Regions from separate parts of the Homo sapiens genome. Here region 1 is linked to region 2. Evidence: chromatin loops called from intact Hi-C (ENCODE). Cell type or tissue: heart right ventricle. All regions are shown on one strand. Each heading gives the region's core, and the rest is flanking DNA. Links, peaks and the distances in the headings are about the cores only.

What was found. A loop is a pair of places that touch in the nucleus more often than their neighbours do. Peaks named below come from ENCODE experiments on the same cell type or tissue, not always from the same donor. Only the 100,000 strongest peaks of a DNase experiment are listed, where the experiment ranks them.
Region 1: a loop joins it to region 2, with 6 times the contacts of the local background. A loop is called at or near these places in 64 of 110 quality-filtered maps.

The regions. Positions count from the first base shown.
Region 1 is chr6:25,256,031-25,272,958 of GRCh38, forward strand. It overlaps LOC101928663 (a long non-coding RNA gene), which reads right to left and starts at 5,377. Exons shown (of 3, transcript NR_110863.1): 1 at 5,094-5,377; 2 at 4,318-4,546. It also overlaps the pseudogene RPL21P68 and the pseudogene HNRNPA3P17. In heart right ventricle, for the core only: CTCF peaks have their summits at 9,835 (motif pointing right) and 10,040; a DNase peak (open chromatin) is centred at 9,835; H3K27ac peaks cover 1,353 bases.
Region 2 is chr6:25,598,053-25,606,052 of GRCh38, forward strand. CARMIL1 (capping protein regulator and myosin 1 linker 1) reads left to right here. Exons shown (of 37, transcript NM_017640.6): 33 at 2,262-2,694; 34 at 6,760-6,841. Among named protein-coding and RNA genes, the nearest start is that of SCGN, 50 kb to the right of the region's middle. In heart right ventricle, for the core only: a CTCF peak has its summit at 4,519 (motif pointing left); no DNase peak of the experiment used is centred there; H3K27me3 peaks cover 512 bases.

The DNA of each region.
Region 1 (16,928 bases), core at 4,910-12,909, 340 kb before region 2:
GAAAGGCTTATCATTTTAAGTAAGAAATCACACAAATAGGCCAGGTGCAGTGGCTCACACCTGTAATCTCAGCACTTCGGGAGGCCAAGATGGAAAGATCACTTGAGGCCAGAAGTTCAAGACCAGCCTGGGCAACATAGTGAGATCTCATCGCTACAAAAATTAAGCAAAGTTAGCTGGGTGTGGAGGGACACACCCGTGGTCCCAGCTACTCAGGAGGCTGAGGTGGGAGGATCATTTGAGCCCTGGAGTTCAAGGCTGAAGTGAGCTCAGATTGCACCACTGCACTCTAGCCTGGGCATCAGAGTGAGATCCTGTTTCAAAAAAAAGAAGAAAGAAAGAAAGAAGAAGAAAAAAGAAGAAATCATGACCGGGCACAGTGGCTGACGCCTGTAATCCCAGCACTTTGGGAGGCTGAGGCGGGCAGATCACCTGAGGTCAGGAGTTTGAGACTAGCCTGGCCAACATGGTGAAACCCTGTCTCTACTAAAAATACAAAAATTAGCCAGGCGTGGTGGTGTGCACCTGTAGTCCCAGCTACTTGGGAGGCTGAGGCAGGAGAATCACTTGAACCCAGGAAGTGAAGGTTGCAGTGGGCCGAGATCATACCACTGCAGCCCAGCCCAGGCAGCAGAGCAAAACTCCGTCTAAAAAAAAAAAAATCACACAGATATATCATTTAAGATTAAGGCAGGGATGTGGGCTTTCTTGTACGTGAGAGCTCTTCTCACCCTCAAACTAAGTAAATTGGTATTATTCAGCTTTCCTCATGTGATTAAAAAAAAATCAAACTTTATGGTTGTACACTGAAACTTCTCCAGGTTCCCTCTTTTCTTTTGAGTTGTGGAAACTTGAACTGTATTTATGCAAAAATAAAATATCCAAGATCGTATTCTTTTGGGGCCAATTCTGATGGTGGTATTTGCTATTGCTGTCTTTGGATATCTCTTTAGTTCTGCAGAAAACTTACCTACTAATAATGGTTAATAATGTGTGCCTCAGCAGCAACAGATGCAATAAGATTATAGTTAAGAACCTGGGTTCAAGTACTAGCTCTTTCATTTACTAGTTGTGTTCCCATTGTTGAACAAATAAATAAAACAATAAACTTATATTTCCTATTACTTGTTAATAAAAGTGAATCAGAAAGCCTAATGAGAATAAATGTTTTAAAAGATGATGAGGGAGCTTTAAAAAAATAAATTTTGCTGCACTCTAAGATGTAAAATATATGTAATTATATGTGCATGTTAGTGTGCGGATATCCAGGACATTGACACTAAGGTGATGGTTATGCAATTGATTGACACTGAAATATGTTGGTTCAGTGCCACTAAGGAGCCAGCCTCAGATCTTAAACATCTCAACAATTACTATGAGTCCATGGGGGCCATACAAGTTGTAGGCTCCTTATCACATTTGTCTTAAATAGTATTTTTTAAATTACAAGAACCCTTAGCCCAGATAATCCATGTTGTCATACAGTGAATAGATATCAGATGTGTTGACATGTTGGTTCTCTCAGCCCACAGGGCAGCCAGGCAGGGCCTGGGGATGTGCTCGATCCCCTGGGAAGACCTCCTTCAGTTGAGAGCTACCTTATCTGTTTATGCTGATGTGCTGAACAAATATAATCATTTTCTATGTGTGCATGTGATAGACTCTGGTCTCACTGCAGATCACGTCTACATTCAAGTAATATACTTCGATTTGTCTTGACTTTTCACACTAGTTCTCATTCTAGCTCTTCCTATTTTGTTTAAATTATTTATGCTTTTCTCACAGCCAGTGCTGCTTTTTCAAATGTGGGATGTCCAAGGACTGGAGCATCTGTTAGTGAGCAGCAAGGTTCCTGGCAATGTCTGTATGTGCTTGGAGGCATCATTAAAATGTCCCCGGAACTGTGACTTAGAGCTGGATAAGACAAGAGGGATATGTGGAATCTAACCAGGTCTCAGTTAGGAGACATGAAAAGAATTTCAGAAAAAAAAAATTAATCTTAAATTATTTTAATATAATCAAATAATAAAACAATCTAGAATGAGTTGCCGAATTAATCCAGCCTTGACACTTACGTAACATGTTACTTGGTTACATGGAGGGCGTGGGCTTGGAAACTTCCACATGCCCGTCATGGCTGAGAGGGAAATTGTCTTAGATGCCTCAGCTTAAGCTCCTTACCAAAATCTCTGGTATGATAGTGGGAAGACTGAATTGTTTTTTTCTTGAAAGTGAATTAGTCCTAAAAAGAGCTAGAATTTAGTACAGGAATGCTTTTTTAAAAGCAAAAAATTAGTTCTAATATTTCAGGTTTATGTTTGTGGATAAACTGTGACTAATGTGGTAGCTTTAAGTAATGTAATGTTTAAGAAATTCTGAATATATTAATTATTCAATAGATTAGCCAAATGGCCCTGAATTTAAAATTTGAAACATCACCATTGATCCAGACTTCTCTTAGGTTGAAAGCCTTAAGACAATTTTATGTAATTTATAAGGGTTCAGCATAAATACAAGATTATTAGGTTTATTATGCTTATTTAAATAACCAGGAAGGTTTCTTTGTAAGTCAGAAAACTAAAGAACTTAAAAAATTTGAAAATAATAAATGTATAAGTTACTTAAAATATTTAACAAAGTTTGCAAATCGGACTAAGCAATAATCAAAGGTCACCTTAAAAATGAATTTTATAATATTACCTTATTTATAAATTGAATTTTTAAATATATAAAATAAACTTAAATGTAAGGGGAAACTGGGCTTTTGCATTTGTTACTTAAATCAATCAAATGTTAATTTTAAAAACCAAAGTGAGCCCTGAATAATTTGGAAGAGGGTTTAGAGATGCCAAAAATTCCTGTTGATCAAAAGATATCACATCGAAAGGGTGATTAAAACATTTATTCCGAAAGGAAAATGTGTGGTATCCATTTTGTTAAAAATGATAAATTATAATGTTTTATACAAAATAAATGAATCTTATCATTGCCTCCTTATGACGAAATTAGTGTTTTTGTCATTAAAAATGAATTTGTTAGGTTTGCAGTCTCATTGATCTCTCAGGATTTAGAAATAATTATTTTTTGCTGAATTAAAGATAGCTCTATTTTTTAATTGTTATTAGCTTCAAAAAGAGTAGCAAATTCACAGGAGGGAAAGTTTAAGCTCATTTCGGATAAAAATTGGGATCTTAAGTTTAAGCATGAAGGACATCCACTCTCCCTTGCTTATTTCAGTCTCTCTCTCAGACACATTTAGAAGCAGAAGAGTTATGTATAGTTAAGTTCAGCCTCCCCTGTTTTCAGTGAGAAAACCAAGGCTAAGAAATGTTACATAATTTAAGTAAAAATATGTGGTGAGAGGTACAATATGGTGTGGTTGATAGTTGACAGGATTTGGTGTCATAAACCCTGTTGGGTTTTTTGTTTGTTTAAGATTTTTGTTGTTGTTGTTGTTGTTGTTGTTGTTGTTGTTGTTGCTGGGCGCAGTGGCTCACACCTGTAATCCTAGAACTTCGGGAGGCCAAGGTGGGCAGATCACCTGATGTCAGGAGTTCAAGACCAGCCTGACCAACATGGTGAAACCCCGTCTCTACTAAAAATACATACATTAGCTGGGCATGGTGGCGTGCAACTGTAGTCCCAGCTACTTGGGAGGCTGAGCCACGAGAATCGCTTGAACCCAGGAGAATTCCTTGAACCCAGGAGGCGGAGGTTGTGGTGAGCCGAGATTGTGCCACTGCACTCCAGCCTGGGCAACAGAATGAGACTCTGGCTCAAAAATTACCATATGTTTGTTTCCTAATAATAAACATTTATTGAATTCTTTAAATATTTCAATATGCTTTATATGTATTTATTTCCCTTAAACACCAGAGCAACCTAGTGAACTAAGTGATATCCCCATTTTATAGATGGGAAAACTGAGACTCAAAGCGATTAAGATAATGAGAGGATCACGTGAGCCCAGGAGTTTGAGGCTGCAGGGAGTTGTGACAGTGCCACTGTACTCCAGCCTAGGTGAGAGTGAGACCCTTCTAAAAAAAATTTTTTTTTTTAATATTCAGAAGATCTGATTTTAAAACTTGCCTTCATTACGTGTTTGTTGCCTTGTGACTCTGGGATGTCTTCCTACCAAGACCTTACCCTAGGTTAGCTCAGCAGGTTTTTGTGACGAGCAAACATAAACAAGTATAGGAAAACACTGTCTAAAAGTAATATATTATTCATTCACAATGGGGTGAAGCCTAGAACCCATTTATTCTGACTCAATTTAATGTTATTTTGCTGACTAATTCTTAATCAAGTGTTCTTTACCTTCAAATAATTTTATTTTCCATCTGTGCCCGCTTTTGCCTATAGTGATGAATATTTATTGAGTATGCATCTTGTTCTTGGCACCACGTAAGTATCACACACGTCAAGGTATATGAAAACTTGGCTTATGTTATCAAGAGACTTCATGGGATGATGAGAAATGCAGAAAAAAACTGAAATCCTGATCTTCTCTTTTTTCCATCACTTCTCTGCACCTCATATTTTCCATCTATAAAATAAGTGATAATACCACCACATGAAAAATCATAGAAAGAATTTAGCAACGTAACTAGTAAAAGTGAATACATACAAACCATATGTGATAGAATGGATGAATCCTACTAAGAACAGTTACCAGGTAACTGAAGCTAAACAACTCTCAGAGGACTGAGGGATGTTACATTTCTGACCAAGTAGAGTAGAAACACCTTGCTAAATACTTATGTATTCACTAAAGGCCCCAGAAAAGCTGCACCTTTGGAGCAAAGCTAAAATAGGGTACTCCACACCGACCCTAACAAAGATTAACAACAACCTTTAAGCCGGTCATGGTGATGCATGTCTGTAGTCCCAGCTACTCAGGAGGCTGAAGCAGGAGGACTACTTGAGCCCAAGAGTTGAGCCCAGCCTTGGCAATATAGCAGATCCAGTTTTTTATAAAACAAACAAACAAACAAATCATTTGAAAGAATCAGTAAGCCTGCTAGAAAAAAACTCAAAATAATATTGTTATGTTTAAAGGAAGATTACAAAGTCTAGACACTAAATGATACAACCTTCACCATGTCCATCATCTAATCCAAGATTCTAACGCAGAGAAGCAAGAAAATGTGACCCAAAAACAAAACCAGCCTTTTGGCCAGAACCGTCATCTTCCAGTAATTTGCCAAAATGATGAATACAAAGGCAAAAAGGAAAGGCACTGGATATATGTTCTCTAGGCCTTTACAAAAACATGGAGTTGTTCCTTTGGCCACATATATGCTAATCTATAAGAAAGGTGATATTGCAGACATCAAGGGAAGGGGTACTGTTCAAAAAGGAATGCCCCACAGGTGTTACCATGGCAAAACTGGAAGAGTCTACAATTTTACCCAGCATGCTTTTGGCATTGTTTTAAACAAACAAGTTAAGGGCAAGATTCTTGCCAAGAGAATTAATGTGCATATTGAGCACATTAAACACTCTAAGAGCCGAGGTAGCTTCCTGAAATGCGTGAAGGAAAATGATCAGAAAAAGAAGGAAGCCAAAGAGAAAAGTACCTGGGTTCAACTGAAGCACCAGCCTGCTCCACCCAGAGAAGCACACTGTGTGAGAACCAACGGGAAAGAGCTTGAGCTGCTGGAATCTATTCCCTATGAATTCATGCATAATAGGTGTTAAAGAAATAAAATAAAAGACCTCTGGACTATTTAAAAAAAAAAAAAAAAAAAGGCCAGGCGCGGTGGCTCGCGCCTGTAATCCCAGCACTTTGGGAGGCCAGGGCGGGCAGATCACAATGTCAGGAGATCAAGACCATCCTGGCTAACACAGTGAAACCCCATCTCTACTAAAAATACAAAAAATTAGCCAGGCGTGGTGGCAGGTGCCTGTAGTCTCAGCTACTTGGGAGGCTGAGGCAGGAGAATGGCGTGAACCCGGGAGGCGGAGCTTGCAGTGAGCCAAGATAGCGCCACTGCACTCCAGCTTGGGTGACAGAGCGAGACACCGTCTCAAAACAAACAAACAAACAACAACAAAAAAAATTAAACCATGTAACCAATAGAGATGTGTGTGTGTGTGTGTGTGTGTGTGTGTGTGTGTGTGGTGTTGTGTGTGGTTAGGCAAGCAAAAACAACAAAAAGCAAGCAAACAATAAATCTAACATTTAGGATCAAAATATTATTTGAGGGAGATGCAATGGGATGAGACAAGAAAGGCACATGTAGATAAATATAGGTTACTTATTCTGATTGTTGGGTTGGATGTTTATTATATTATTGAATGGTATTGTGAATGGATCAAGGATGATGGCATATAAACACCCAAAGTTTATGGTTAACACAATTCTGTGCATCTGAAGTGCAGGAGAACAAGGTGGGAAGTAAAAAAGAAGAGTAGAAAAGAACACAGCATTATGAAGTCTGTGGCAGAAAACAATATAACTTTCTAGAGCATAAAAAAAAGGCCAATGTGAGCACGGCTGGAACTGGAGGACGTTATGTTAAGTGAAATAAGCCAGGAACAGAAAGTTAAACACCACATGTTCTCACACATATGTGGAAGCTAAAAAAAAAAAAAATGTTGAGCTCATAGAAGTAAAAAGTAGGACAGAGGATACCAGAGGCTGGGGAGGGTCATGGGAAGGGTGGGTCGGGGGCAGGATAGGGAGAGATTTGTTAAAGGACAAAATTACAGGTAGATAGGAGGAATAAGTTCTATTGTTCTATACCACTGTAGGTAATACATAGTTTCGAATAGCTAGAGGAGGAGGAGGATACAGAATGTTCCCAACCCAAGAAATGACCATTGTTTCAGATGATGGATATGCTAATTACCCTGATCTAATCACCATACATTATGTTTCAAAACAATACTATATACCCCCATGAATATGTACAATTATTATTTGTCAGTTTAAAGGTTTTTAAAAGATTAAAATTAAAAAAAAAAAGAAAAAAACCCGGCCGGGCGCCGTGGCTCACGCCTGTAATCCCAACACTTTGGGAGGCCGAGGCGGGCGGATCATGAGGTCCCGAGATCCAGACCATCCTGGCTACTTTCGTGTCTACTAAAAATACAAACAGGGCCTGTAGTCCCAGCTACTTGGGAGGCTGAGGCAGGAGAATGGCATGAACGCAGGAGGTGGAGCTTGCAGTGAGCTGAGATCGGGCCACTGCACTCCAGCCTGGGCGAGAAAAAAAAAAAAAAAAGAAAGGAAAGAAGAAAGAAAGAAAGAAAGAGAGAGAGAGAGAGAGAGAGAGAGAGAGAGAGAAAGAAAGAAAGAAAGAAAGAAAGAAAGAAAGAAAGAAAGAAAGAAAGAAAGAAAGAAAGAAAAAAGGCCGCCCGGTGCGGTGGCTCATGCCTGTAATCCGAGCACTTTGGAAGACCGAGGCGGGCGGATCACGAGGTCAGGAATTCAAGACCAGCCTGATCAACACAGTGAAACCCCATCTCTACTAAAAACACACAAAAAATTAGCCAGGTGTGGTGGCTGGTGCCTGTGGTCCCAGCTACTTGAGAGGCTGAGGCAGGAGAATTGCTTGAACCCAAGAGGCGGAGATTGCAGTGAACCAAGATAGTGCCACCCCACTCCAGCCTGAGCAACACAGTGAGACTCTGTCTCAGAAAAAAAAGAAAAAAAAACATTTTCTGTGTGCCTGACACATAGAAAATCAGCAAGATGTATCTCTCAGGGCAGACTCTCACTGACTCATCCCATAGAGGCTGTCATTCAAGCATTTATTAAATCATGATGTGAAATGCAACAGTCATAAATTCTGGAATGTTTAACCCATTTAGCACGGGGGAGGGTAGAAAAGTCACATAGTAGCACTCAATAAATGTTAGTTCACATCCCCTTTATAACTGTAAAGTTCTGCAAAGGCAATACTAGTGTTTATTTTCGTATGGAGAAATAAAATAGAACAAGCATGATATCATGAAAACAACACTTAAAATGAGAGTTCTAGCTTTGCCAATAACTAGCTGTATGATATTAGGAAAATTATTCTCACTGGACTCCATCTGTAGTAACTGGAGTTTGGTATATTGGAAATTTCCAAGTGAGTTCCACAAAACACTAATGTCTTTTAGGATGTTAATAGGAGCTAAATGAGAAAGAATCTGTGATCAAGTCCTATTTGTAAGTGGACTGAATGTTTGTGTCCCCCCCAGATTCATATTTTGAAGTCTTCACCTCCTGTATGGCTGTATTTGGAGATGGGGCCTCTAAGGAAGTATTTAAGGTTGAATTAGGTCATAAGGGTGCAGAACTGATCCAATTGGATTAGTGTCATTAATAGAAGAGACATAAGAAGAGCACCTCTCACTCTCTCCAATATCATCCTCCAAGAAAAGACCCTGTGAAGACAAAACAAGAAGGCAGGTATGTGTAAGCCAGGAAGAGAGCCTTCACTGGAAACCTAACAAGTCAGCACCTTGATCTTGAACTTCCAGCCTCCAGACTGTAAGAAAATTAATTTTTCTTGTTTAAGACCCTAGCCCATGATATTTTTTTATGGCAGCCCAAGCTGCCAAATACGGTTTTATGTATAACCCTTCTCAAAGATTTCTAATACTCGGAGAAGTTCTTTTTTTTTTTTTTTTTTTTTTTTTTTTTGAGACGGAGTCTCACTGTCGCCCAGGCTGGAGTGCAGTGGCGCAATCTCGGCTCACTGCAAGCTCCGCCTCCCAGGTTCACGCCATTCTCCTGCCTCAATACTCTAAGAAGTTCTACAGTGAAAAAAAAAAAAAAAAGAAAGAAAGAAAACAAGGGAAATTTATCTAATGTACTGCTTCTGAAACTTATTTGTCTATTAAACACTTTTTTAAAATCACCATCTTTTGAAACAGGGCTTGGGAAACACTAGCCAGGATTTTTCAGTTCTGTCAGTTCTGAAACTAGGATTCCTTCTAAAACCTATACGATGTAACTGATAAAGTTAGATTTAAACATGAGTGAGACTCCACTTATAAACTAGGTTATAACAAGGAAATTCAAAGGAGATTGTAAATGCAGAGGCAGCACAGTGAATGAAGTAAACACTTGAAAAACAGCATCATATGTCATGCGTGGTGGCTCATGCCTGTAATCCCAACATTTTGGGAGGCTGAGTTGGGCGGATCACCTGAGGTCAGGAGTTCGAGACCAGCCTGCCCAACATGGTGAAACCCCGTCTCTATTAAAAATACAAAACTTAGCCAGGTGTGGTGGCAGACACCTGTAATTCCAGCTACTCGGGAGGCTGAGACAGAAGAATTGCTTGAACCCAGGAGGTGGAGGTTGCAATGAGCCGAGATCGCACCACTTCACTCCAGCCTGGGAAACAGAGCTCCATCTCAAGAAAAAAAGAAGGAAGGAAGGAAGGAAGGAAGGAAGGAAGGAAGGAGAGAGAGAGAGAGAGAGAGAGAGAGAGAGAGAGAAAGAAAGAAAGAAAGAAAGAAAGAAAGAAAGAAAGAAAGAAAAGAAAGAAAGGAAAGAAAGAAAGAAAGAAAGAAAGAAAGAAAGAAAGAAAGAAAGAAAGAAAGAAAGAAAGAAAGAAAGACCATCACTGCTTTGTGTGGAGACAGCTTCTGTGTTCTTTCAGGACAACTTGAGAAGTTTTACCAACAAAAACTCTCCTGGGATCTCCATTTGTTCATTCCATAAATATTGAGTGCTTACGGTGTGTCAGGGACTGTTCTAAACACTAGCATGATAGATGGCATCATGAGACACCAACGTGTGTCAGAAGAGAGCTCTCATTGCAAACACTAATTTGTACAGATTTTTAATTGCAGCATGAGCAAAAGTAGCTAGCAACTCTGCTAGTTACCAGCAGATGGCAGTAGCAGTCACTTCTTTACTGGCATTTTAGATTGGGAATGTGTAGAAGCACCACAACCTATCATCAGAACTACTCTGTGGTGTCAATGTGTGACTTAGGGACAGTTATCTAACCCGTCTGGAGTGAAGCTTCCCTATTTAAATACTAGAGATAATAAAAGCACCTACCTCTTAAGTTGTCTCGAGAGTTACATGAGATAAAACACTTGAAGTGCTTTATCTTCAACATGAAGGAAGGGTTAATAAATGCTAGTTATTACTTAGTATGGTTGATACTGTTTTTTTGCCATTTGACAAAATGTCAATTATCCAAAAGAGGAAGAGAAGCAGATGGCTAAAAGTTGTATTGCTTCATAGAGCAATAACAATATCAGCAATAAAGGAAAAGAAAATCTAAATATCTAAAAATATAACAAAGGGTGCAATACAATCTTAAGGTAATCGCTAGAAAGAAAGCAAAAATCTGAGCAGGTTTTTAAATTAGTACTTTTCCAACAGGTCACTTTTAAAGTATTTTGACTGTCTGATAACTCCCTACCTGCGCTGACTCAACATAATTGTGAATTATTTGTAAATTTCCTATTCATCAAAGATGCAGCAGATTTGCGAACAGAGTTTCTAGCTAGATAGCCAAGGGAATCATGGGGCTATTAGACAGCTAACTTTTTTTCTTAAGCTTATTGTTTATTGGAACCAAAGATAAGTTGTTTCAAGGCTAGGACCTCCGGAATGACTCAGTTAAAATGAGCCAGAATTCAGAATTTAGAAGCCTCAGAGCCAGCTTACCTCACTTCTTAAAAATATTTGGAGGAAAACACTAGGGAACTGAGTTGTAATGGGGAGGTGGGTAAGAGGAGTAAAACCCTCTTATATACCCTTGAGAGCTGTTTGAACAGCAAAGATTCCCAAAACAGGGACAAACTATTTCTAGGGATAATCTATATATGCAAATATAACTGTTTATTGAATGAATTCGTCCATATGGGAACGATTATGATGCTTCAGGACATGGATGATTTCACTACAATCTCAAGAGTTCAGTTAAAGAGGAAAACTTTCCATCTGCAATCCAAAACATCCCACACTTTTCTCTAGTAACAAATAGGGAGGTCTCAAAAGACAAGTTATCCTTTTTAGGAGATCTCCACAGCCTGAACTAATGAGCAACTGAACAATAATAATCTCATTTTTATGACAATTCATGTGACGACATTGAACAATGGGAAAATAGGAGATAAGCAATGCTGATGAAATGTGTCAGTGGCTTAGCATCATTGATGGCTATTATTATTTTTACTTCTTATGTGGCCAGATTTTTTAAACAGAAAATTTGGAAAGATTTCTCAGACTGCTATTTTCTCTTTTTAGGTTGACTTATTTATTGCCCCCACTTCAGAAATTACTTTTTGAAATTGCCCCAGATATCAGGTTCCAGAGGACAGAAGCAAACAACAAAGGTTAATCCTGAGTATACAGATATTAATAAAAATAGAAAAGAAATGTGAAAAATAAGTACATTCACTAATAAAAGTAGTTTAGTATTCTTTTTGTGATTGATCAATATGCTAAAAATACAACACACACACACATACACAACAAAGTTAGTAAAACTAAACAAAAACACGTATCGCCCATCATTCAGCATTCACAATACAATGATTTGCTGAAATTTCTCTTAATTTTTTCTATGTTTTATGCCAACTTTATTGTGGTAGCAGATTGTGGTATATTCCCTCCCCTAGAGCATGGAAGGGACCTGTAAATATGATGGGATCTTTCATTATTAGGTTGTGTTATATGTAGTACAGATGACTTTAAGAAAGAGGGACTAGGGTGAGGAGGAAAGGGAGGGAGAGAATTAACCTAATGCATGCAGGGCTTAAAGCCTAGATGACAAGTTGATGGGTACAGAAAACAACCATGGCACTTGTATACCTATGTAACAAATCTGCACGTTCTGCACATGTATCCCAGTACTTAAAGTTAAATAAATAAATAAATAAATAAATAAATAAAGAGAGAGAGAGAGAGAGAGAGAGAGAGAGAGACTAGCCAGGTGCAGTGAGTGGCTCACGCCTGCAATCCCGCACTCTGGGAAGCCAAGGCAGGCAGATTGCTTGAGTCCAGGAGTTTGAGACCAGCCTGAGCAATGTAGTGAAACCCTGTCTCTACTAAAAATACAAAAATGTTAGCCACGCATGGTGGTGTGCACCTGTAATCCCAGCTACTCAGGAGGCTGAGACAGGAGAATCACTTGAGCCTGGGAGGTTGAGGCTGCAGTGAGCCAATATTGTGCCACCGCACTCCAGCCTGGGCAACCACAGTGAGACCCTGTCTCAAAAAAAAAAAAAAAAAAAAAAAGAGAGAGAGAGAGAAAGAGAGACTATACTTGGTGGTCCTGACCTGTCCAGGTGAGTCCTTAAAAAGGACAAGTCTCTTTCTGGTGAAAGAGGTTAGAAGCATGAGAGGAGTTTGATGCAAGAGAGATTCTAGCTTTGCTCACTTTGAAAATGGAAAGGGGCCACATGCCAAGGAAAGTAAGCTGGCCCTCGGAGCTGAGAATGGGCCCTGAGTGACAGCCAGCAAGGAAACAGAGATTTCAGTTCCATAATCACAAGGAACTAAATTCTGTCAACATCCTGAATGAGGTACAAAGCAGATTCTTCCCAATAACCTACAGAAATAAACATTTCTAGTAATATATATATCATTCTGAGAGTTATTTTATCTTTTCTGATTTCCAAAAATAGAATCCCCATGGAATCTGAGGTTAGACAACTGTATGCCTCCTGTTACCACAAGTACACACTCTTTTGTGTCTAGATTTCTTTTTCTTAGCATAATGTTTTTGAGATTCATCCATATTGCCATATATAATATTAGTTCATTTCGTTTTATTGCTGAGTGTTTCTCTCTCTTTATTTTATTTTATTTATTTTTTTGAGACAAGATCTCACTCTGTCACCCAGGCAGGAGTACAGTGGTGGGATCATGGCTCACTGTAGTCTCGACCTTCTGGACTCAGGTGAGTCTTCCATCTTAGCTTCCCAGGTAGCTAGGACTACAGGCACACACCACCATGCCCAGCAAATTTTTTTTTTTTTTTTTTTGAGACGGAGTCTTGCTCTGTAGCCCAGGCTGGAGTGCAGTGGTGCCATCTTGGCTCACTGCAAGCTCTGCCTCCCAGGTTCACACCATTCTCCTGCCTCAGCCTCCCGAGTAGCTGGGACTACAGGTACCCACCACCACACCTGGCTAATTTTTTGTATTTTTAGTAGAGACGGGGTTTCACCGTGTTAGCCAGGATGGTCTCCATCTCCTGACCTCGTGATCCGCCCTCCTCGGCCTCCCAAAGTTCCGGGATTACAGGCGTGAGCCACCATGCCTGGCCTGCTTAGGATTTTCTATGTATACAGTCATGCCATCTTCAAATAAGACAGGCTTTTCTTCCTTTCTGCCCATTATGTCTTTCATTTCTTATTCTTGCCTTATTAGTATTGCTAAGACTTCTAGCATAATATTGAGTATAAATAGGAAGAGTAGATACTCTTGTCTTGGTTCTGATTTAAGGAGGGAAGCATAAGGGGGACTAAATGCTTCCACCAGTAAATATAACATTACTTATAGGTTTTCCATAGATTCAATTTATTAATTTGAGGAAATTCTCCTCTATCCTAGTTAATGAGAGTTTTTATTTTGAATGGATGTTGAATTTTGCCTTATGGTTGTTTGTGTGTGTAAAGAGATAATTGATGTGACTGTTTTTCCTTTTCTTTATGGGATGGTTTTTATTTTGAAATTCAAATGTCTTTCGTAGATTTAGGGCTTTTCAGATTTTTTCTATTTCTTCTTGAGTCACTTTTGACATTTTTATCTTTCAAGGGATGTGTAGGTTTCATTTAACCTGTAAAATTTATTGGCATAATGTTCTTCATAATATCTCCAATATTATCCCTTTTAATATTTGTAATCATGTCCCCCTCTCATTCCTAATATTGGTCATTTGTGTCTTCTATCTTTTTGTCTTGATCAGTCCACCAAGTGTTGCATAAAATTTAATAAATTTTTTTGCAAAGACCCAGATTAAGTTTTACTAATTTTAAAAAGTTATGGGTCCAATTTCAATTTCATTGATTTCTGCTATGACCTGTATTATTTTCTTTCTTCTATTTACTTTGGATTTTATTTTCTCTTCTTTTCCCAGCTTCTCAAAGTCTCCACCAGATGCCCAAAATGAGAACAGATGACTTCCCACTTGGACTGGTCAGAACTCAAATATCTCTCTGCCCTGTGTGAGCTCTAGAAGTAGTTCACCTTACAATTCTCCAGTGGTTTTTGCCTGCCCTTGTGGAGTTTCACCTTATTCCTGTCTGGCCACATACACAGCAAAGACTCAAAGAGACCCCTATGCAGATTTTTGGAGCTCTTTTCAGCACAGCTCCCTCATCTCTAGAACTCTACCTCGTAACATTCAGCCCCCTTGGCCTCTCTGATCCCTACATCTGCTTGACTCAATAGACTCTGTTTAGGATCCCCCTCTTTGCATCTACAGTCTGGTTATTTCCAGGAAGATATCAGGGGCAATCATAGTGATCACCTTGTTTGTTTCAACTTCTTTTAGTGATTAAATCTTGTCCTACCTGATGTCCAATGTTTGAAAAATAAAAGCTTTTTACGTTCTGCATATTTTTCTGGGTTTTTGTGGGAGAGAATGTCCAATCCTTGCTATTCCATTGCAGCCAGAGGCAGAATTTCTCTCACTACAGATTTTTGAAGTTTTCTTTTACTTCCATGCTCTTCTATGTCCCTTGTTGGGGTTTGTTTGTTTTGGTCTCTGGCTTTCATGGTAGAGGCTTTCCTCAAATGTCAGTGTGCCTTTGATGTCTGTATTTACAGTGAGGCATAACAAAGCTGATCTGAAGCTTTACATGAATGGGCAGGCTTTGTCAAATGGTGGGTCTCAATTGAGGGGGACAGGTGGGGACTTGACCTATTCACTGGCCAGTCCCTGTAGGTCAGTATCTCATAGGTTTTTCATTTAAAGATGATTAATAACATAGGAGAGGAATTCTCCAATTCTCTGACTGGAATTATAAGCCTTGCTGCTAGACTTCTGATAACTAAACAGAGAATGAATTTTTGAGGGGCTTATATTTAGGAATATTTCCCTTTCCATATGGTATGGCTTCTCACTTTCACCCTCTGCTGTTCCAAGACTAGGTCTTTTTTGGTTTAACCTCTCCAAAGAGTTAACTTCCCATCTGAGGCAGCTGTGCAGGGGGTGCATAGACTGGCTGTGTGAGGTAGGGGAGGGAATCTATGGAGTGTCTAGAGCTTTTAAAATCTGTACCAATCCTCCTTCATTCTGTACTTCCGCATTTAGAGATAACTTATGTATCTAGTTCCTGAGATTTTTCTTGGATTCTGCTATAGAAATTAACTTGCTTTTTATTCACTCTCTCCCCGGAGGGTTAGAGTTTATCTTTCACTAGTCTGCTAAGTCAGCTACCATGCATCTATTAGCTTTCTCAGATCCAAAATGTTGAATTTTCTTGTTTGTTACTATCTCCTATTTTCTTTGTCCTTGTGGCTTTATGCTTTTTTTTTTTTTTTTTTTTTTGAGATGGAGTCTCCCTCTGTCACCCAGGCTGGAGTGCAGTGGCATGATCTCAGCTCACTGAAATCTCTGTCTCCCGGGTTCAAGCAATTCTCTGCCTCAGCCTCCAGAGTAGCTGGGATTACAGGTGCCCACCACCATGCCCAGCTAATTTTTTTTTTTTGTATTTTTAGTAGAGAGGGGGTTTCACCATCTTGGCCAGGCAGGTCTTGAACTCCTGACCTTGTGATCCACCTGCCTCTGCCTCCCAAAGTGCTGGGATTACAGGCATAAGCCACTGCACCCAGCTGCTCTATGCATTTTTATATAAATTATTAGGCTTCTTTTTTTTGAAAAGTTAAAAACTCTTTAATTCTTTATTCCTGGTACCACTATCACAATTTACAGGGCCATACACCTGATGTAACGAAAAGAAAAAAAAAAGTTACAACAGATAAAAGACTTCAGGAATGTACATCTAATTGACACTACATTGCATTAATCAATAGCTGTATTTTTTGCAAACTGTGGTTATGACAGTCCTGAACAAGAAGGGTTTCCTATTTAAGCTGCAGTAACTTTTCTAACTATGGATAATTGTTCCTTTTATGGCAGATTTTTCCAGTTCCTCTAATGCATTTGAGACGACTGTCTCAAAGTAACCTGCTGCTTTCCTGGTAACTCCTCACTTTAACTCCTGCTAGGAACTGAAGCCCTTTTTTGCTGCTTTTTAGAACCTTCTGTTATTATATCCACCACTTTTACCACCAGATCCATAATCACCACCATAGGGACTGCCCGAGCTTCTTCCACCCAGAAAGCCTCCTTTCATGGGTCCATAATTTGATTGCTGTTGTCCACTATAATTTCCAAAATCACTATACTTCCCACCACCATCATAGTTACCACTGTCAAAATTTCCTCCTTCATTGCAACCATCACATCCTCCACCATTGCCACCATATCCACCACCTTGGTTTTCATGTCCTGGTCCACCACCACCATAGCCCCTTATTTTACTATAACCAAGACCACCACCATAGTTGCCACCATCACTTCCAAATCCATTATATTCACCATCACCTCCTCTGCAACTATCTCTGCTTCCAGCACCTCCATCATAGCCTCCTCTTCCACCAAAGTTTTCACCACAGCCAAAATTACCTCCACCGCCTCCAAATTTTGCTCTGTGACAATTACAACTTTATCAACTGTATTATGATCCTAAAAAGTTATGGCAAAGCCAGGTGCAGTGGCTCATGCCTCCCAAGCACTTTAGGGGCCAAGGTGGGAGGATCGCTTGATCCAGGGAGTTTGAGACCAGCCTGAGCCACATAAGGAGACCCCATCTCTACAAAAAATTTAAAAATCAGCTGGGTGTAATGGCACATGTCTTTGCTCCCAGCTACTTGGGAGGCTGAGGTGGGATGATTGCTTGAGCCCATGAGGTTGAGTGAGCTATGATCAGGCCACTGCACTCCAGCCTGG
Region 2 (8,000 bases), core at 1-8,000:
TAAAATTTTATGATGATATGTGCCCTGAGGTGGGTTTTTTATTTTTTAATTTTTTTAAAAAACCAATTTGCTTGACACTCATAAGCCATTTCAATCTGGAAACTCATGTCCTTTGTTGCTGAATTTTTAAAAATTATTTCTTTCATAATTTCTTCCTTTTTTCTCTGTACTTTTTTTCTTAAACTTCTATTATTATTATTATTTGAGATAGCATCTCACTCTGTCACCCAGGCTATAGTGCAGTGGCGTGATCATGGCTCACTGCAACTTTGACCTTCCAGGCTCAGGTGATACTCCTACCTCAGACTCTTGATTAGCTGGGACTACAGGCATGGACCACCCCTCCCAGCTAATTTTTGTATTTTTTGTAGGGATGGGGTTTTGCCATGCTGACCAGGCTGGTCTCGAACTCCCAGGGTCAAGCAGTCTGCCCACCTCAGCCTCCCAAAGTGCTGGGATTATAGGCATGAACTACCATGCCCAGGCCATTACTCAGATTTTTTATTTCCTCTGTTAATCCACTAATTTCTACCTTTTCTCTCCTATTTTTTAATTCTTTATATTCCCTTTGTTTTTCTGGGAGATTTCCTCAGTTGTATCTTCCAACCTTGAGTTTTCTACTTCTGCTATCACATTTTGCTATTATTCATGTTGGTGGATGCAATATTTTTTCTCTTCCGTGTTGAAAAGGAATGGGGGCACCGAAGAGCTTCTTGGAAATTTGTGGGTAGAGCTTGTCGACTGGTGGGCTTCAATGTAGGGTGGTCTTCCTGGACCATTTTGTTGCGGGGAGAGGGTATCCCTGACTCTCAGAATCTTTAGGTCCTTTCTGTTGAGCTTTGGAAACTTTGATCTCCTGCCTGGCAGGTATAAACCTGCCTGTCTGATTCTGGCATGCAGAGGGAGAAAAAGTCCCGGGGATGTCACTGCTCACTGTGCAGGCTTTCTTGAGCCTCCCTGTTTCGTGATCCTCACTCAGCTCAGCTGCATTTGGAGTCCCCCAGCTCAGCTTCTTTGGTTCATTCTTTCCAGAGAGTGAACTTGGGTGTTGGGATGGGCATCATTGGCTCTGTGGTTTAGGGAGAGGATCCGATGAATTTTTGAATGGGCTTCACAAAGAAGAGAACCTTCCTGTCTTCATTTCCCCTTCACTTCCACTTGCAGAGGTGCCCGCGTCTCCTCATTCTGGAGCCAGCACAAATCAAATGCTTCTGGGTCTCCCCGACTGTTGGCTTAGGTTTCAGCTTTCTCTGATCTATTAAGTCAATTTTCACACATAACTAGTGTATTTTGGCTTCCAAATTTTATTGTTTTTGCCTTTTCTCCCCTGTAGGGCTTATGCTTTCTTTTATAAATCCTTTGTTATTATTTTAATGGCGATTCAGGGGAGCTAAGTGGATATTCAGTCTGCCAGCTTTAAATGAGACAAGTTGTCTGTGATACTTCCTACTTAGCTCATTTCATTGACTCCTTCTCCCCTTCCATTTCCCAAGTTTCAGCATATTCTCCTTCTGAAAACTCTCCCAGAGCATACTCTCTGCCTTTTGGAACCAAACTCAGGTTTAGCTGCTTGCCCCTCAAAAAGTCAAACGCATGAGAAGCAAAGTTTGGTTTATGCAAGTGCCGACAGCTTGGGAGATGGCCAGACTCAAGTCGCAAAAAGCCATCTCAAATTTTCAGGCTGGCTAAAGGGGTTTTAAGGTGAAAGGCGGCATGAAAACTATGCACAGGAGTGGTGTGGGGTGCAGGTCTGTTGGTTGTTTTCTGATGACTATCTTGAGTAATGGACCATTTGGAGGTCTGGTTGGTTTCCTCTTGGCAGGGGTTAGGTTATGGATTAACTGTGTACCAATTTCTACTTGGAAGGGAGAAAATTGTACCACCACCTCTGTTTTATGCCTGGATTGTTTTAAGATTACCCTTTGGAATTCTCAAGCAGAGCAAGTGGTTATATATATATATAAAACAAGAAACAAAGGGAGAGGGGTTACTTTTAGAGTAAGCTAGCAAACTGGCTGTACCAGTTACATTTTCATCTTTCATTCTTAATGTGTGCGTGCCTCGATTTTCTCACGTGAATATGATAATGATATTCCACATTCCTTTCTGTTTCCTAAGGGCGGTAACTCAAATCTGCTTTTAAAAATGCTTCTGAATGGTTACTGTATATGTAGCAATCTCCATATTTATATTTTGACTGATTCTTGCTGGAACTTATTTACAGTAAAAACAACAGATCTGTGTCTTGGTTTGAAATGCAGGAAATGGTCAACAAGAGGCTCAGAGTCCCATGAGCTTAATGAAGGAGGAGATGAAAAGAAAAAGCGAGATTCTCGGAAAAGTAGTGGCTTTCTCAATTTAATCAAATCCCGGTCCAAATCCGAGCGACCACCAACGATCTTGATGACAGAAGAACCCTCCTCACCAAAAGGGGCAGTCAGAAGTCCACCTGTGGACTGTCCCAGGAAGGACACAAAGGCCGCCGAGCACAATGGCAATTCTGAACGGATAGAGGAGATAAAAACACCTGACTCCTTTGAAGAGAGTCAAGGGGAAGAAATAGGGAAGGTGGAACGGAGTGACAGCAAGAGCAGCCCACAGGCAGGGCGGAGGTATGGGGTCCAGGTGATGGGCAGTGGTCTGCTGGCAGAGATGAAAGCCAAGCAAGAGAAGAGAGCTGCGTGTGCGCAGAAGGTAAGGGTGGACCTATTTTTAATTCATTCATTTATTTGATATATAATAGATGCACACATTTTCATGGTGCATGTGATATTTTTATGTATGTCTATCACCTTAAACATTTAACTTTCCTTTATGCTGGGAATATTCAAATTACTCTCTTCTTGCTATTTTGAAATTGACAATAGATTGTTGTTAACTAGAGCTACCCTACTGATCTGTCCAATACTAGGTCTTGTTTCTTCTATCAGCTGTGTTTTTTGTACCCATTTTGTACCTCTTTTCATCTCCCCCCATGTCCCCACACTTCCTGCCGTCTGGTAACCCCCAATCTACTCCTTGTCTTCGTGAGATAAGTGGGGGTTCATTTTTGACTTGGTTGTCCTTGTTTGTGTTTTTGCCCTCGCTGGGTTTATTTGGGTGAGAAAATAAAAATAGCCTGTTGGTTAAATAGAAATCCAAAACCATAACTTATTGCTAAAGAACCTGGAGCACAGACCCTAAAGAAATGGCCATGTTCTCACTTTGGCCTGAGGGTCACAGTCTTGTGGAGTGCCGGCATTCTAACATAGGCTTTGAAGACTCCGGTCTTTCCCCACCTGCCCAGGGGCCTCCTGTGCATGTTGTGGAAGCATGTCAGAGATGTTCCGGGGCCAGGTGAAATGCTCACATCTGGGGGAAAAGACAGTCGGCTGAATCCAGATGGAAGACTGAGGGTAATATTGAAGATAGGTGAACTAACAGAGGGAAATAAAAACACTGAAACTAGATTATATATAAAAATGGGAACTATTTTCTAACTTATTCCCTTTTCAAACCTAAAAATTATTCTCTTTTTAAACCTAAGAATGCCTTGCTATATTCCAGATTTAAAAGACAAAGACAAAAGAAAAAACACTCAAGGTATTCTATTAGAATTAACTGAATATTTGACCATTGATATATATCATCTGTTGCTACAGAGAATAACTTCATAGTTTAAAATTTGCTGAGTTCCCCCCAAATCTGACTTAAAACATTATTTATTCTTCAAATCTCCTTTTAAAGTATAAGGAGTCTTTTTCACTTTTCTTTTTACCCCTGTTTTCTCTTGTCACTCACTACATGAAGGATTGTATCTGTGTGATAAGATGAACATACCTATGTTTAAGTCAGGTTGTGGTTTCTGTGCATTATCTTGAGCTCCATTATTTTTACACAACTGGTTCTCCAAGAAAGGAAATCACATGTCTATTTTATTTGAAGTATCACAATAAAACAGTTCATCCCGGTGAGCCCTTGACTTTCAGAAAGTAAACAATTAACTACATGGCAGGTGTAGGGAGCTCTTTTATATGGCTTCTAAACAACCAATGTTTAAAAATTAAACTCCACTTCCCACCTGATCTTACAACTATTTACCAAAGTTCTCCCACCAACATCAACATTATTTAGCAATTCTTTAATTGCAGAACCCTCCTAATTCACTGAGCAACCCTTAGAGTTGGGAGAGACCACAGAACTATATCCTGCTCACTCAACAAAGGAGGCATGGTGTGGCCCTCACTGGTCAGAATTCTGGATAATACTACAACCATGTCATTAGTGAGTCAGATGCCCAAGGAAATGTTAAAATTTTAATCCATGTTGTGAATTTCTTTATAACAATGAATGTGCGGTTTTGATTAATATGCTGTTTATGTTTTTCATGATTAACAGTTTCTTTTTGGTGTAAAGATGACATTTACTAGAGTGTTTTATTCATGTACTTTGGATTTGATATATAAATCGACTTAAAGTGACAAAACCCTTATGGTTTTATATTTGTTTAGGGCTTACACAGTATTAATGATCTGTTAGCGCCATCTAGTGTCACTTTAAAACAACCATTGTTAAAAATTCTTGCTATTTAAAATTCAGACCAGTCATGGGTCTTCTGTCAAAATCATTAAATAATGAAGTTTTTCAAAAATTAGCTTTAGAACATTTTTTTTCTAAAGTACCATGACTGTATTCTTTCTAAAGGTAGCAACAATAGCATCAATGATCAATATACTGTTGATAAAATATATGATGTCTTCACCCTCCTATAAGTAATTCTCTTTGCGTTGCTGGCATTTGAGATATATACATATAAATATGTTTAAAGAAAAAGAACTGTAAGTATGAAGATATGACACTTTTCATTTATTGACAAAAGAGAGAAATAAGCAGTGAATACTTAGAGTTCATATATTTTCCTCTGGGGCCTCCAAGTCATCTGTCCACACACAAAGGCAATGGGCATTGTATTATTTTATCCTTATTCCCCACAGTCACTTTGGGATTTATAAATAACTTTAAAAATCTGGGAGGGAAAAGAGAACAACTCCCAGGATTGCTTTAGAGATGCAGGCAAATGGGGTGCCCCGGGTACAGAATTTAAGGAGGTCCTCACTTTCAGGTGCCTGCCATGCACTTGGAGGAACCTGAAAGGGAAGGATGTGAAAGGGGACTTCATGGATGGTCCCCAGCCCTGTCCTGCAGACACTTGTCCTGGGCACAGAGGGCTGGCATGGGACTTCCTTTTTAGGGGATCACTTTTCCATAGTGATGCCGAATAGTGTGCTTGTGTTAGCTGCAGTGCTTGTATACACATTTCCTCCTGGAGATCTGTTCAGCACCTTGCATTCATGACAGTGGAGCTTTTGTCATCTTCCTGAGAAATTCCTCAGCCTTCCTGCCACTTGGGTGCTTCCTTCTGATAGAGCCAGCACTCCTGGGGAGTGTGTGACTGGGGTAGATTGATGAATTCAGGGAATGAGGCTTATCTCACCTGCATTTCAAATAATACTTCCTGTATCATCAAACACAGTTTAAAGTTAGGAATTGGCTGCAGAGCTTTTTAGGTTTGTCAGAAGCATGGGATGAGCAGGAACCAGCAGTCTGAAGGTCAGACTGCCTTGGGAATCATCATGCCTGCTGGTCTACTGGTCCACAGTGTTTTTGCTTGTTAGACAGGCAGTAGATGTAGACCATCTTTGTCAATATAATTCTTAGATGTTATGAAGTAAACACCAGACTTTGCTTTGTATATCTTTTTTTTGTATCTAAATGCCTCAGTCTAGTGTAGACTTTCTAAACTTTCTACTCCTACCCCAAGACAGTGGCATTTTACTTTCCCCATCATCACCATCACTAATTCCTCCCACCTGCAGATTTTTAAAAAATTTATTCGGTCCTGTTCATCTGTATTTACCTCCTAAATAATAGATCTGTGTCATGTGGTTCTACCTCAAAGCAAGGAAGACCCTGCCTATTTCAGGACCCCTTTCACCTGTATTATCATTGAGGTTGGAAAGGTTTCTGCTGCTTTGAAAATTATATATATATTTTTAAATAGATAAGGTCTCGCTCTGTCACCCAGGCTGGAGTGCATTGGCACGCTTTTATAGTTCAGTGCAGCTTTGAACTCCTGGGGTTGGTCAGGTGATCCTCCTGCCTCAGCCTCCTGAGTAGCTGGGACTTCAGATGCATGCCATCATGCCTGACTAATTTTTCTATTTTTTGCAGAGATGGGGGGTCTCACTATGTTGCCTAGGCTGGTCTCAAGCTCGTGACCTCAAACAATTCTCCCATCTCAGTTTCCCAAAGTGCTGAGATAGATTACAGGCATGAGCCACTGCACCCAGCCAAAACTAGATTTTTGGAAACCAAACCTAGAGCAGATTCTGTACATTTCTAGCATGCAAGGGCCCTCATCACATAAAGCATCAGGGGCTGCAGAGCCTGCATAGGTGTTCAACAAGAAAAACAGTAAAGGTCACCAAGCCCACTGACTTTCCCTGGCCCCATGCACCTCTCACCTGTGAGGAGCCTTCCGAGGAACCAAACCGGCCACACTTTGGACCCCAGAGTCCTGACCGTAAACACAGAATAGAATGTGTTTCTCACAGTTTTGTCCCAGCCAGAGAGCCTATGGAGACAGGTCAGGCACAGTCACCATAACAGCAGCTGAGTTAAAGAGCCCTTCTTTGCTGTCATTTATTATCTGCATTGTTTTTTCACTTTTGCATTAAATAAATGTGCACTTTTTGGGGGGATGGTGCTTGAATTTTTTAGAAGCTTGGGAATGATGCCGTATCCCAGGATTCTTCCAGCCCAGCTTTGAGCGGCGTAGAACGGTCGGATGGAGGTGGGGCAGGTAAGTCAGGCCATTGCCATCACCCCCTTAGGAAAAGCGCTTACCTTCTGATTGCAGAGTCACATGATTGACAGAAGAAAAATTTAAACAGGGAGGCAAGAACTGATCTCTTTGTTGTGTGTTCTCAGCTATCATCTGAAAGACCATATCCCTTCACCTGCCTTATCTTCCCCTGGGGCACATCCTGCCCCACTGTAGCATTGTGCCTGGACAGGGCACTTTTTGATTTCCCAAAGGGAGGAAATTCTGACTGTTTTTTCATTGCAAACTCCTCAGCTTTGAGCATTTTGGAAAAGTTGGGGGTGGGGGCAGCATACAGGATCATGGCTGATGTATTTAAGAATAAGCCATGCATGACATATGGAAGATGGGTGGCTGTCTTGTTTGGTATGAACAATATGCTTCGCTTGCAGCTTGAATATGCATGAAATCCAATATCCCTTGTCCCTCTGACTTCTTAGGTATAATAAAATAAGAAAATACCTTAGATGAAAACTAGAGAGTAATGCGTTAACTGTGTGATAGAATCCTCACTTTGCTATTTGAGAGTCTTATGCATAGCTACAGTATCTTGGTGCAGTAAGAGTTGGATGATAAATCACATTTTATGGGCTTATTTTTGCCAGTTGTCTTGTTAAATTAAGGCAGCAGTATGGATGGAGGTGGGGGATGAGATGACATTTCTGGAGCTGTTCTCACTAAACATGAGATTGCAGCCGTCAGCATCACCCTCCTCACTCAGAACCTGTAGCCAGAGCCCTAACTGCTTATTGTCCAGAACCAAGGCACTTACATTCGGTTATACCTGTACCTTGTGCCAGATCTGAGAAAGACCCAAATATTTCAAGTGCATGAAGAACCACTGTTTTCCTTGTATGTGATTACGGCACTGTACATTATTAAATATAAAAGCTTGTCATCGCTGGAATAGTCAGGGGTGATCAGAAAACAACCAAAAAGTTTATTGCTTTTCTACAAAGAACGTCACTCTTCCTCCAGCATGTTTTGATTTTAAAACATGCTAGAACAGCATATTCTTAAAATACTCTTAAAACATCCGTGATGAGAAACGATGGCAAATGATTACAGCAGTTTGTACCAGACTTCTAGCTTCAAGTTATTGGCTTCTTTGACCTTTGATTTTTAAAGTGGCCTTTTT